Linked DNA regions of Homo sapiens: region 2 is linked to region 1. A link is a contact called in ENCODE Hi-C data. All regions are on one chromosome and are shown on one strand. The core of a region is the stretch at or near the end of the contact, and the rest is flanking DNA. Distances in the headings are between cores, read along the strand shown.

What was found. A loop is a pair of places that touch in the nucleus more often than their neighbours do. Pooled maps may share reads with other maps.
Region 2: a map of dorsolateral prefrontal cortex shows a loop between it and region 1 (7-fold over the local background). The contact joins two enhancer-like sites. A Hi-C loop is called at or near these places in 3 of 168 maps with a recorded cell type or tissue (dorsolateral prefrontal cortex and posterior cingulate gyrus) and 5 of 50 pooled maps.

What each region holds. Positions count from the first base shown.
Region 1 is chr6:162,854,482-162,860,658 of GRCh38, forward strand. All of the region lies in intron 2 of PACRG (parkin coregulated), which reads left to right. Among named protein-coding and RNA genes, the nearest start is that of PACRG, 130 kb to the left of the region's middle. RefSeq lists enhancers at 1,317-4,417, 2,210-2,773, 2,376-2,670, 2,774-3,336. Within about 2 kb of position 2,615, at least 4 of the 41 ENCODE cell types and tissues checked have a DNase peak (open chromatin) inside an H3K27ac peak, as active enhancers do; they include dorsolateral prefrontal cortex, where a contact is called at or near this core.
Region 2 is chr6:163,247,608-163,253,784 of GRCh38, forward strand. The region is part of intron 4 of PACRG (parkin coregulated); the gene reads left to right. Among named protein-coding and RNA genes, the nearest start is that of PACRG-AS3, 59 kb to the left of the region's middle. Within about 2 kb of position 2,229, at least 3 of the 41 ENCODE cell types and tissues checked have a DNase peak (open chromatin) inside an H3K27ac peak, as active enhancers do; they include dorsolateral prefrontal cortex, where a contact is called at or near this core.

The DNA of each region.
Region 1 (6,177 bases), core at 1,365-3,864:
CAGGCCTCATAGAGAAGGAATTAAAAAGCAAGCATTACAGATCCTACATTATTATTATTATTTTTTGGTTTGAGACTGACTTTATTTCTCTCCAAAAAGAAATTAAAGCAAATATTTGTGTATGCAGTTTTAAAACCTATATTTGTTTTGATAGATGGTGTAACTGACATTCATTGGTATGTACGCATGAGAGTATGACTAAAAAGGCCTCTGTACGGCTAGTTATAAACCTTTCAGTTTAGTCTGTGGCTGTACCAGCTAGGCCTACTATGAATTGTGTTTGATTCTGACTTCACCTAAATGAGCCTGATGACACGTGTGAAAAGCCCCACTTCGCTGGTTTTAGCACAGCTGTCCCTTCAGCAGACCGTGACTTGCCATTGAATTTCACATGGGTAGTCCCTTTGGAGGTGCACAGAGTCCGAAAAGCGTTTCTTCCGCCCTTCCTCTTATCACCGTATCCTTGCGCTCTTCCTAGAGCAGCCGCTGCAGCAGCATCGCTTCTACGCTGTGCCCTGCGAGCGCGCCTGGCTTGGTCGCTGCTGAAGTGGCTGAATCTTAGGAGCAGAGGACTCCCCACGCAGTCTCATGTGAACCATGATTCCTTCGTTCACTCCCAGCCCTGCTGTTAACTAGCTGTGTGATCTTGAGCAAGCTGTTGCTGCCTTCTCAGACTCGGCGTAAGCTGGAGATAATGCCCAGCGCTGACACCTGGTAGAGCTGTTGTAAGGATTAGGTGGAGGAGTGCCTGTAAAACACTTAGCACCCTATCTGGCACACAAAAAGAACACAGTACATGATGATCGTGTTATAATTGTGATTTATGACACTGATGAAATTAGTAGGAAAAGTGGTCTCTGTCAGCCCTTCAGGACTTCAGTTTAGACTAATTCCTAATCTTATAGACACTCTTCTTTTTTGCGTATCAGAGATGTAAGTATTGTAAATGTGTCTTAAATTATATCTTATTATCTGATGAAGGAATTATTATAGCCATCTGTCTTAAACTGTTATTCTAAGAAAAAAAAATGGAGAAAGAAGAAATACAGAGTGAGGGACTTAAAAATATTGAAATGGCTTTCAAAATAAAATAATCCCAAAATATGGTACGAGACAACAGAGAGATCAGAGAAGCAAATAGCCAGGAAGAAGCTCTCCTGTCAATTTGAATGTAACTTATGACAAGGGACATGGGAATAGATACCCCCAATCGTCCCAGCGGTGTGTGTTCCCACCCCAGCTTCCCAGCGCCCCAACTCCCTGCTTCTGGGACGTTTAGTCATGTTTTCTCCACTGGAGATGCCTCCATAGGGCGTAGCAGTTCCTGGAGCACAGTGGACACTGGGTGGGAGACAGGTGATTTAACTGGCCTTCCTTGGGCACCAGTGAACAGATGTTGTTGCTAGTCAGTTATGGCCCCTTCTCACGGAGTCCGGGTTCAGGTTCTGCCCCTCATTTCTCAGACAGCGTCCCAGGCCACCTCCACCCATGCCGGACTTTATGCCTTCCTTGACCGGGAGGGCCACTTATCCTTGTTCAGGTCCAAAGCTGCGAGTTTTGGTTTTGTTGTTGTTGTTGTTATTGTTGTGTTTAGAGACTTGGTCTGGCTCTGTCACCCAGGCTGGAGTGCAGTGGTGTGATTACAGCTCAATGCGGCCTCGAACTTCTAGGATCAAAAGAGATCCTCCCACCTCAGCCTCCCGAGTAGCTGGGACTACAGTAGTGTGCCACCATGCCTGGTAATTTTTTAAATTTTTTGTAGAGATAGGGTCTCACTCTTTTGTCCAGTCTGGTCTTGAACTCCTGGCCTCAAGCTATCTTCCCACTTCGGCCTCCCAAAGTGCTGGGATTATAGGCATGAGCCACCGCACCTGGCCTAAAACTGCATTGTGCATATAGCCGTGGAAGTGCTGAATTGTATTGTTATCGGGTACTTTAATAGTGATACATTCAACCGGCTGTGTGGCCTTGGGAGAGTCATTTCAACATGATGAAGGTCCAAGCCCAGGAGATGATCAGAGAATCATCCCGAGTCTCCTGCAGCCCTGGAGCATCTTCTGGTAGCAAATAATCTAAACAGGTATCTTAATAGGTGAGCGGCACGTCTCGAAGAAAAAAATCTCTCCACACAAATGGTAAAGGTCTTGAAGGAGCACCAGATCTGTAGCGTGTGCAGCACCACACTTTTCATATATGATGTGATTAGTGTAAATAAGTAGTTGATTTTGCTTCATAAGTCAAATGATGATTCTTTTACAAATAGCCGTTTGAATAATTCTTTACACCTGCTACTTAGCCATAGTTTTGCTGGAAGGATTGAGTTTTCTTCTGAAGACACAGCACTACTCTGAAGCTTATTTCCCCCTGAATTTTGTTTTTCCCATTTTTGGCTGAGAAGGCATCTGGAGTGACTCCAGCGGGTTTACCTAGGTTTTCCCTGAAGAGGTTTAGGTGATTAGACAATAACAGAAGGAAAAGTAGAGTTGCCAGTAGGTGGCTCACTATGAATGTGCTTGGGACGGGATCAGACATGTCACCCCTCCTCCACTTAGCCTTTGTTTTCAATCCCTGCTGCTTTGAGCCTTTTTCTATAATGTCTGAGTCATTTGCAGCGGGGTGGGTAAAGAGGGGAGAAAGAAGAAAGCAAGCAAGCAACAGCCTTTGAGCTCCGGAATAGCAAAGGCCCCCATCTTGCTCCGAGAGTTCACAGAGTATAGCCCAGTCCGAGTTCTCTTTTCCACGCACACTTGCTTGTTCTTTTGTTCCTTGTGTCCTTGGCAAAGACTGAAAGAACTAAGCCTGGAATACTTGGGCCCTCCCGTGTCACTTAAGAAATAATAAGCCATTGTCCTCATTAAGCCACCCTTGTTTTAGCAAATAGAATCCAGATACCGGAGAGGGAACATTTTGAAGGGAGGCAGAATTAGAGTAGAGATGCTTTACAAAATTCCCTAGAGAAACTGCTTTGTTTCTCCTATTTTATTGCTCCTTACTGAGAAGATTCATATTCAAATGGGTTGGGGTTGTGAATAGCGGCTTGCACATTCTCATGCACCCAGGAAGGCTATGATTATGGCTAATTACAATGAAGAATGAAGCTCTAACAAGAGTGTTCCATCAGATTGTCATTCATGCATGAAGTAACTTAGGCTGGCCAATGGAGGTGTGATTTTGGTAATTACAAACAATGTGGCTATTTGAAAAATGCTTAGTAAATCTGTTCAAGACAAAATAAGGTCTAATTAATCACTTTAGCTCTGAATTCTCCAGATGATCCATTTGCTCTGTTTTTTTTTTTTTAATTTAAGGTCTCTTTAATAAACTAGATCTAAGATATAAAATATGTTCTCGTTGCCCACACTTAAATGCAACTGTGTTACCTGTTTCAAAGGCTTCTTAATTCTGCCAATCATGTTGCAACCTGCTTTTAATGCAACTTGACAGAAGGCTTTTAAAAATAAATGTGTGTATATTCTTGTTGTTACCTGACAAGAAAATGGTTTATGAAAAGTTACTGTAAAACATTAACTATTAATTTAGAAGCCATATTGGTATCATCATTGTGCTGACATATATTAACTCTTGAATATTCGGTGAATGTTGTGTTTAGCACTTAAGTAATGTCTAACTATATGTATTAGTTTGTTTTCACACTGCTATAAAGAACTACCTGAGACTGCATAATTTCTAAACAAAAGAGTTTTAATTTACTCACAGTTCCACATGGCGGGGGAGGCCTCAGGAAACTTAACAATCACGGTGGAAGGCAAAGGGGAAGCAAGGCATATCTTACATGGCAGCAGGAGAGAGATAGAGAAGGCGGAAGTGCCACACTTTTAAACCATCAGATCTCATGAGAACTCACTCGCTATTATGAGAACAGCATGGGGGAGCTGCCCCCATGATCCAGTCATCTCCCACCAAGTCCCTCCTTTGACCCATGGGTATAACAATTCAAGATGAGATTTGGGTGGGGACACAGAGCCAAACCAATCACTATATTATAGGGGAGAAAAAGTAATATATTTTCCTTACCTATCACAAGGTTCGTGGCTGAGAACCTTAGAGCAAAGGACAGAGTAACAAGAGAAAAACATCACATTTATTTAATAGAGGTTATGTGACATGGGAGCCTTCAGAAATGGAGACCCAAAGAAACAGAGATGTGTGTACTTTTATGGACAGGCATGCAGAAGTAAGACTGGAGGATGAAATGGCATGCTCCAATCGGTACAAACTGGGGGCAACTCAGGGAGACCTGATTGCCCAGTTTCTTCTCCGTGTTCCTGAGTGACATTCCTTCCCTCCTGGTATAGGGCAGTACTCCTGTCACATGAGGTCTTCAGGGAAGAAGTGAGGCCGCAGGTCAAAGAGTGGCCTTCCCTGCGGTCATGGCCTGTTTCAGGGAAGAAGGGGTGGAGGGAATTCTAGTTTCCATGCCTACTTCAGGAGACAGAGGACAGGAAAAGTCACAGAGACCCTCCTGCTTCTGCGGCGTTTTCCATTTTCTTGAGCTTAAAACAGTACACAAAGGTGCTATATTTTGGAGTATCATGTTCTGAACCCCAAAAATATTCTACCTTAAATAATTGGAGGCCTCCATGAAGGCACAATGATGACATAGGAACTTATGCCTCTCTATCATTTTTTTTTTCAGTAGATGATTGAAGCGAAGCTGTTTTATGCTTGTCTCTTTTCCCGTTTGCCATTTTTGTACCTTTGTTCTCTCACCTAAAAATAGACTAATAAATGGCCAGAGTTGTTGCAAGAAATGTACAATGATAAAAACATCTAATTATTGGTTTTAAATGCATCAATCTTCAATTTCTTTTAAATGTCTACTAGAATGAAATCTGCCCAACTATCTGAGGAGCTTTGTTATTTTTAACTTATTTGGTTTCTATACATGAACCCAAAGGAACTACCTTTTCCTAATTGAATTAGCAGGGCTAGAAATTCAACTCAGCACACGTTTAACTGAGGAGTATCAGGGTTCAGAACACGCTACCCCAAAATGTGACACCTCGGAGGTCACTCTCTCACCTTCTCCCTCCCTCCTTTCCTTCATCTTCCTTTCTCCCCTGAGGAGGTTCATAGAAACCAAAATTTCTCTTTGCCAAAGCAAACCATAAAACCTAGAAAGGCCACTTTCTGACCTTCTCCTTTCTCCCCTGAAGACCCTCAAGTGATAGGTGTCTTGCCCTGAACAGAAAGGCCAAGAAGAAGCTAAACAAATAAGCCTTGCAGAGTCCCCTCAGTTTAGTACATTAGGTCGTACCCCCTTTTTGTCCAGTCACATTTCTATACAACTGTACATTTTTCCTGGAACCTATGCAAAAAAATTACATAGTTTTTCCTGGGTCTTTGGGTCTTAATTTCAGAAGGCACCTTCCTGTGTCACAGAAAACTTTTGTTACATAAATTTTTTTATGCTTTTCTCTTGTTAATCCGCCTTCTGTTATAGTAGTCTCCGCCATGACTCTTGTAGCTGGTGAGGAAAAGGTATTATTTTTTCTCCCCTACAAGAGTAATGGATTTTACAACTTTGACTGTTATACTTTCTAAAAAATGGGTTTAGCAGGGAGGTGGGGGTGGGGGAGAGAGAAGGAAGACACAAAAAAAGACTAGTTTTTATACAGATATTTTCTTATTTTAACTAATTTATATCATCTATAAAGGGAAGCAAATATTAACGTTATTAGTTTCCTCAAGAGGATAACTAAAGAAAACATTCTTGTAACAGGGGAAGAAGTAATTCCATACCTATTGTATCTATAGAGCTGTGCATTTCATGTCTCTAAAATGGAGTAATTTAAAGTTAAAAGGCCTCTTCTAGTAGTTTTCACCAAATGAATTTTATATATACTGAAGACAGATAAAATAAAAATGGTACAGAAAAACGGGAGTTTTAGAGTCTTGTTTCAATTCTTTAGAAAGTAAGTTGTCTAGCAGAACATGCCAACTTGGTTGCCTAAGAGCAATGTAAACTTGAGTCCCACTCGCCATGTTGAATTATTCTTGTTTCTATTTAGCAAGTGGTCTGGAGTCTTTGATCTGCAATGTGTGTAGTTAAAATCATTGTGGCTATTATTTTATCTGCCCAAAATACAGATTTTCTAGGATTTGACAGTATAAAGCATTTGCTTTAATAAGTTGAGATTTAATATTTAATGGTTT
Region 2 (6,177 bases), core at 979-3,478, 390 kb after region 1:
ATTTTTAAAAGCATTACTTAAAAAGCACTCCTGGAAAGTCTTCAGTGAGCCTCAGGTCAAAGCTGCAGTCATTTCTATTAGGACCCCCCTCCATAACAAACAATCTTTAACAGACACCAAGAAGCCTGCTGTTAACACAACCTCCTACTTCACCGTCTACCTGCCACTGTCCCATCTCATCAGTAAACAAGCAGCTATTTGTCTCTTTCCGTTAAAAGCACCTACCCCCAACTTCAATCAGATTAAGAAAAATTCTTTTCTACTTTTTCCCTGTGAAGTTGGTTTTTATTCTATGTATTAAAACCAGGGTCCTTTGAAAGATACACTTCTGTAACATTGGCACGGTAGAGACACAACTGCATGTTGACGAAGTATATAACCTCTCCTTCCAGCAACACCACAGACTTCCAGGTAAAGCCAAAGACTCGTTTTCCTATGCTGCAAAGCCATCTCCAAGAAAATGCTACCTCCATGCCCCACTGAATGGCAACAAGGGTCATCAATATTTTGCAAAGGGCAAATAGAGAATGGCAAGAAAGAGACACACAGTGCCAGGCGGAGAGGTTGTTGAATGTTGCATGGGTGGGGTGAGGAGCCTGTCACAATCATGTGCCCCGCAAGAAAGATTCCCTTCTTTGTTTCATTCAGCTGTCGCTGAGAATCAAAGAATGCATTAGTAATTGCTATTGTTTGTAGCATTTCTTGTGGTTCATAGCCAGATGACCATCCTTTACTGAAAAGCTTATTGTGTGGGGATTGCTCAGCACCCTTTCAAGATATCTAGTGTTGGTTTGCGGGGCAAGAGGGGAGTGCATATTTTATGCAAAAAAAAAAAAAAAAGATTTTGTGCTACCACATTCCTCAATTATTCTAATATTTTCCCCAATAGAAATATTTCCTCATAATGCAAACACACTATTCCGAGAAGCAGAATACTTTTCTGGATCTAAGTTGTCTGATGGTTTCTCTGGGTGATGTGCTGCATGGCAATTGCTTTCCCATGAAGCCACAGAATTCCCAATTTCCAACAGGAGCCCAAATCTAATCCAAAACTCTATTTCACATCTGACAACTATTAGGTTTTCTGATAGCCTTGAGTAAGCAATGACATGTGCTTCTTTCTAGAAAAAGGGCATGACCCTCTGTCCACTTAAGACGAAGCTGAGGGAGGCCAAGGCGGCCAGATCACGAGGTCAGGAGATCGGGACCATCCTGGCTAACATGGTGAAACCCCGTTTCTACTAAAAAAAATACAAACAATTAGCTGGGCATGGTGGCAGGCGTCTGTTGGGACACTACTCGGGAGGCTGAGGCAGGAGAATGGCGTGAACCCGGGAGGCAGAACTTGGAGTGAGCCGAGATCACGCCACTGCACTCCAGCCTGGGCAAGAGAGCGAGACTCTGTCTCAAAAAAAAAAAAAAAAAAAAAAAGACAAAGCTGAGAATCTGGTTTGTTCTTAATGAAACCAATAGAAAGTCGGTCACTTAAGTTTTCAATTTATAGTGCTTTCTTAGCCATAACAGAATGAGAAACATGTTTTGATCATGTCTAGTGGCCTGTACGCTGAAACAAGGATGCACGCAAAGTCTCTGGGTCAATATTATGTTGCCTGTAGAGTGGAGGTTGCCCTCAAACTCAAATTTCTCACTGCATTCCAACATTATGGAAATGGCATGGCTAATCATTTCAAAAGATCTGAAAATACTAATACATTTTCAAACATAGAAATTGTCCATTTAAAAAAAAACATGCCCATTATCCAGCCTTTCAATATGATTAAATTCATTTGTTACATTTATTTGATTTGTTTGGGGCCAAAATAGCCGGCTGGCAAGTGCATATCACCAGTACAAACCTTAAGTTATGAATATGACTGAAAGGTCCCAAGTTAATTCTAGTTAAGGGCATGAGCCTTTCAGAAGGGGGATCCTGATGGGCCGGAAGTGGAGCCAACTCTCTCGCCTCCTGTGCCTGCTTACATTCCTGGTTTGGAGCAAGTTATTAGATTCCATGGGACCTAGTGGTCTCCGGGTGCTGTGGAGATTGTGTCGGATGCCAGGCCACGAAGACTTAGCAACCAGCGAAGTTTCTGTGGTTTCCTGGCAGCAGAAGTTGACTGTGAAGTGTGAGTTTGCTTGGATGACAGGGCACCCGGCTCCGTGGTGACCGGCTTCTGGGTTGGCTTCTCAGTGCAAACTGAAGTTTGAGTCAGAAAAGGCTGTTGTTTAAATTGGAGTGTCTTTTATGCCAAACCAACATGGATGCTCCTTTGTTCTCAAAAGGGAAGTGACGCCAGCTGGCCAGTCTGAGGCTAAGTATTTGCACAAAGGCTGACCAGATGACACACACTCCTTGCCCATTGTGGTTCCCACCGCAGGGAATGTCCATGGCAAACTCTCTGGAATGATCCTCTAGGACTGCCACTCTTGTGAATAGTTGGTGGCATTCTTCCAAGTGGTCATAAGGTGATAGACACATTTTTCTGATCATCACATTGTCCATTGCAGGAAACAACAGTTGCACCATTTTTGTAAATGGTAGCTAATGAAGCAACACAAAGTTCTGATAAAATAAGAACAGAGGTAACAAAGCAACAGACTGCCCTCTTAATGGCGCCACCAAAATGTGCTGTAAGATTGAATTTGCACCATAACCATTGAAAAATAGGAAGTACAAAACCAGAGATATTTTTCCTTCCCGCTGATTGCCTGGTCATGAGACAGACTGGAACAGTGCTTGGCTATAAATTTGTTAGCAGCTGAAATGCTCGGGGGCCCCATGCACCGGAGTTCTGCTCCTCCACACTGCTTCTGCAGAATTAGGAGAAAGCATTGCATTTTACTATCTTTTAAAATTATGAATATTGGAAACTTTGCTGAATTCTTTTATCAGTTCTAGGAGCTTTCTGGAGGAGTCTGTAGGTTTTTCAAGGTAAACGATCATATCGTCAGCAAACAGTGACAGTTTGACTTCCTCTTTACCAATTTGGATGCCCTTTATTTCTTTAAGAACTAGAAGTAGAACTACCATTTGATCCAGCAATCCCACTACTGGGTATCTACCCAGAGGGAAAAAAGTCACTATTAGAAAAAGATACTTGCACAAGCATGTTTATAGCAGCACAATTCACAATTTATGTTTATGTTTATAGCACAATTTATATTTATTTTATAGCACAATTTATATTTATGTTTATAGCAGCACAATTCACAATTGCAAAATTGTGGAACCAACCCAAATGCCCATCAATCAATGAGTGGATAAAGAAATTGTTGTATATATATATATATATATATATACACTATGGAATATTACTCAGCCATAAAAAGGAATGAATTAACACCATTTGCAGTGACCTGGATGAGACTGGAGACTAATATTCTAAGTAAAGTAACTCAGGAATGGAAAACCAAGCATCATATGTTCTCACTGATACATGGGAGCTAAGCTATGAGAATGCAAAGGCATAAGAATGATACAGTGGACTCTGGGAGCTTAGGGGGAAGAGTGGGAGGGGTCAGGGATAAGAGAATACATGTTGGGTGCAGTGTATACTGCTCGGGTGATGTGTGCATCAGATTCTCACAAATCACCACTAAAGAACGTACTCATGTAACCAAATACCACCTGTACCCCATAACTTATTGAAAAATAAAATATTAATAATAAAATTTAAATAAATAAATAAAATTGTGCATATTGGAAAAGAACTGGGATCATGCAGCCTTTATTGGGAACTTCTGAAACCTTATCTCTGCACTTTGGAGGTCGTTGCACATTCGATAGTGATGGAGAACACGTCGGGGACTTCCCGGAATGCAATGATTATGTATTTTAGTGGATCTTAAACTGGTTTCCCAATATTCAATCATAATCTTTGGCAGCCTGAGTGGCAGAAACATTTGCTTTCTATGGGGTCCTGATTTTTAGCTAATATTTTGGGAACACTCTTAGTGTGTATTAATCGTCCTCTTCTTTGGCCATAGCTCATGAGGTCAACAGTATAAGGGATGAGAGTGAAGATCCCTGTTACTCATCCATTCTGTATTGCGCTGCTCGGACCTCCACAGGAGAAGTTAGGGCACGAAATCCAAGTGGCAGCTCATTATTGGCATGCAATGTAAAATACAAATTCCAGGATGCTCAGACTTCCAGGACATCTGAGATATAGCCTTTGGAAAATAAGAAATGGGCTTGCGATCATAGTTAGTTATTACTACTGGGGGCCGTGGGGCCTGATTTGGGGTCTTTATCATCTACTAGCTGAGCGACCTTGGGTAAATTGCTTAACCTTTCCATGGTTCTTCAAATGGAATAATAATAATATCAACTCTGACTGTTACATGGTTCGATGTAATGGATGAAGGTTGAAGGAGACAAGGCACCTGTATACCTGGTCTAAGCCACAGCTAAGCACGGTGTCTCTGCACAGTAAATCCTCCCGAGCTGTCTGGTGATCAGTGTTGCCTTTTGTGTTGCTTATCCACACCGCAAAACGCTCCCACGTGCGTTTCCTGCCTGCCTCACAATTACCCCACAAGACGGGTGCACTGCATCTCACAGAGGAGGAAGCAGAGCCAAGAGACAGGCCTGGTGCACGTGAGGGCCGCAGCCCCTGCTGCTGTGAGCACGCCCTCTGCACCCACTGAATATTCCCCAAGCATCGCTGACGCTCGGCCAGGCGCCGGCCTTCGTTCCTAGGCTGTCATCTCTGGACAAGGCAGACGCAGGCCCTGCCTTCGTGGAGTTTAGATGAGCAGCAGGGGGGCGACATCATCGGGGAAACAAATCACTGCACGGGTGATTCTGGGATGGTAACTGCTAGGAAGAGAATCCAGTCCAGGCAGGGGCCGGAGAGGGCTGGGTCCCGTGGCTCTGACTGAGGAGGTGACGCTTGAGGTAGGCGCTGATGAGAGCCCCGCTGTGAAGGCCAGAGGGGCAGTGCTGCAGGCGGGGCTCACCGTGCAGAGTCCGTGACTGTCATCTTTCCACTCCTAAGTTTTGGCTTAGGGATTGTGAACTAGATGCTCCAGCTTTCAATTTGTCAACTGGTTTATCTCCTAACGGACACCTCACCAGTGTTTTCCTCACACATTCACAAAGACGCTTTTAACCTGTTGGCAAGAAGCAGATTTAATTGGAAAAGGGTCTGATTCCTAACAGAACAAAAGACAAAGTATATTACATGTAGTGACTACGTTATACTCTTGTGCAGTCGCTTACAACTTCAGGCTGGGTCACCAAGGAGATGGTGAGTGAGCTTTGAAACTAAAAGTAAGCAAATTCTGACTAAGAATCATGTCCAGTGACTGAGTATGTGTGTGTGTTTCTTCTCCATTGCTGCTTTGACCTATTCAGATGTCAAGAACTACAAAGAAATAAGATGCTAAAGAAATCAGAAAATCTGGCCAGGCATGGTGGCTCGTACCTGTAATCCCAGCACTTTGGGAGGCTGAGGCAGGCAGATCACTTGAGGCCAGGAGGTCGAGACCAGCCTGGCCAACGTGGCGAAACCCTGTCTCTACTAAGTAAAATACAAAAATTAGCCAGGCATGGTGGCGTGTTCCTATAATCCCAGCTACTCGGGAGGCTGAGGCAGGAGAATCATTTGAACCCAGGAGGCAGAGGTTGCAGTGAGGGGAGATCGCACCACTGCACTCCAGCGTGGGTGAGAGAGTGAGACTGTCTCAAAAAAAAAAAAAAAAAAGGAAAGAAAGAAAGAAATCAGAAAATGTAAAAAAATAGATGAGCTCTTGTGATATTTCTAAGAAATATAATTCTATTAATAAAATCGAATTGGTTGGAATCCAAAGGCATTTTAAAGTTTCAGAACAAATTAAACTTTTTAAAGTTTCAGGACACATGTCTAAATGTCTGTCTATCTAAAATTTATTTTAGGGGTAGGAGGGAAATTGGAGATTGTCTATCTAAACCTTCTTATTTTACAGGAGAGGAGACTGAGGCCCAAAGAATTTAGCCATGTTGTATAAGCTTACTCAGCCAGGTGGTGGTCAAATCTACCCTAGAAAGAATGTTCCCCATCACCTGGCCCAAAAACTGCACTGTCAGTTTTATAAATAGAATGCACGTTATCAGGACCAGAGTAATATTAGAAGAGATTAAGCCACACAAAACTATCTTCCCTCACCAGGTGCCTCCTTGAGCCTGAAATTCCA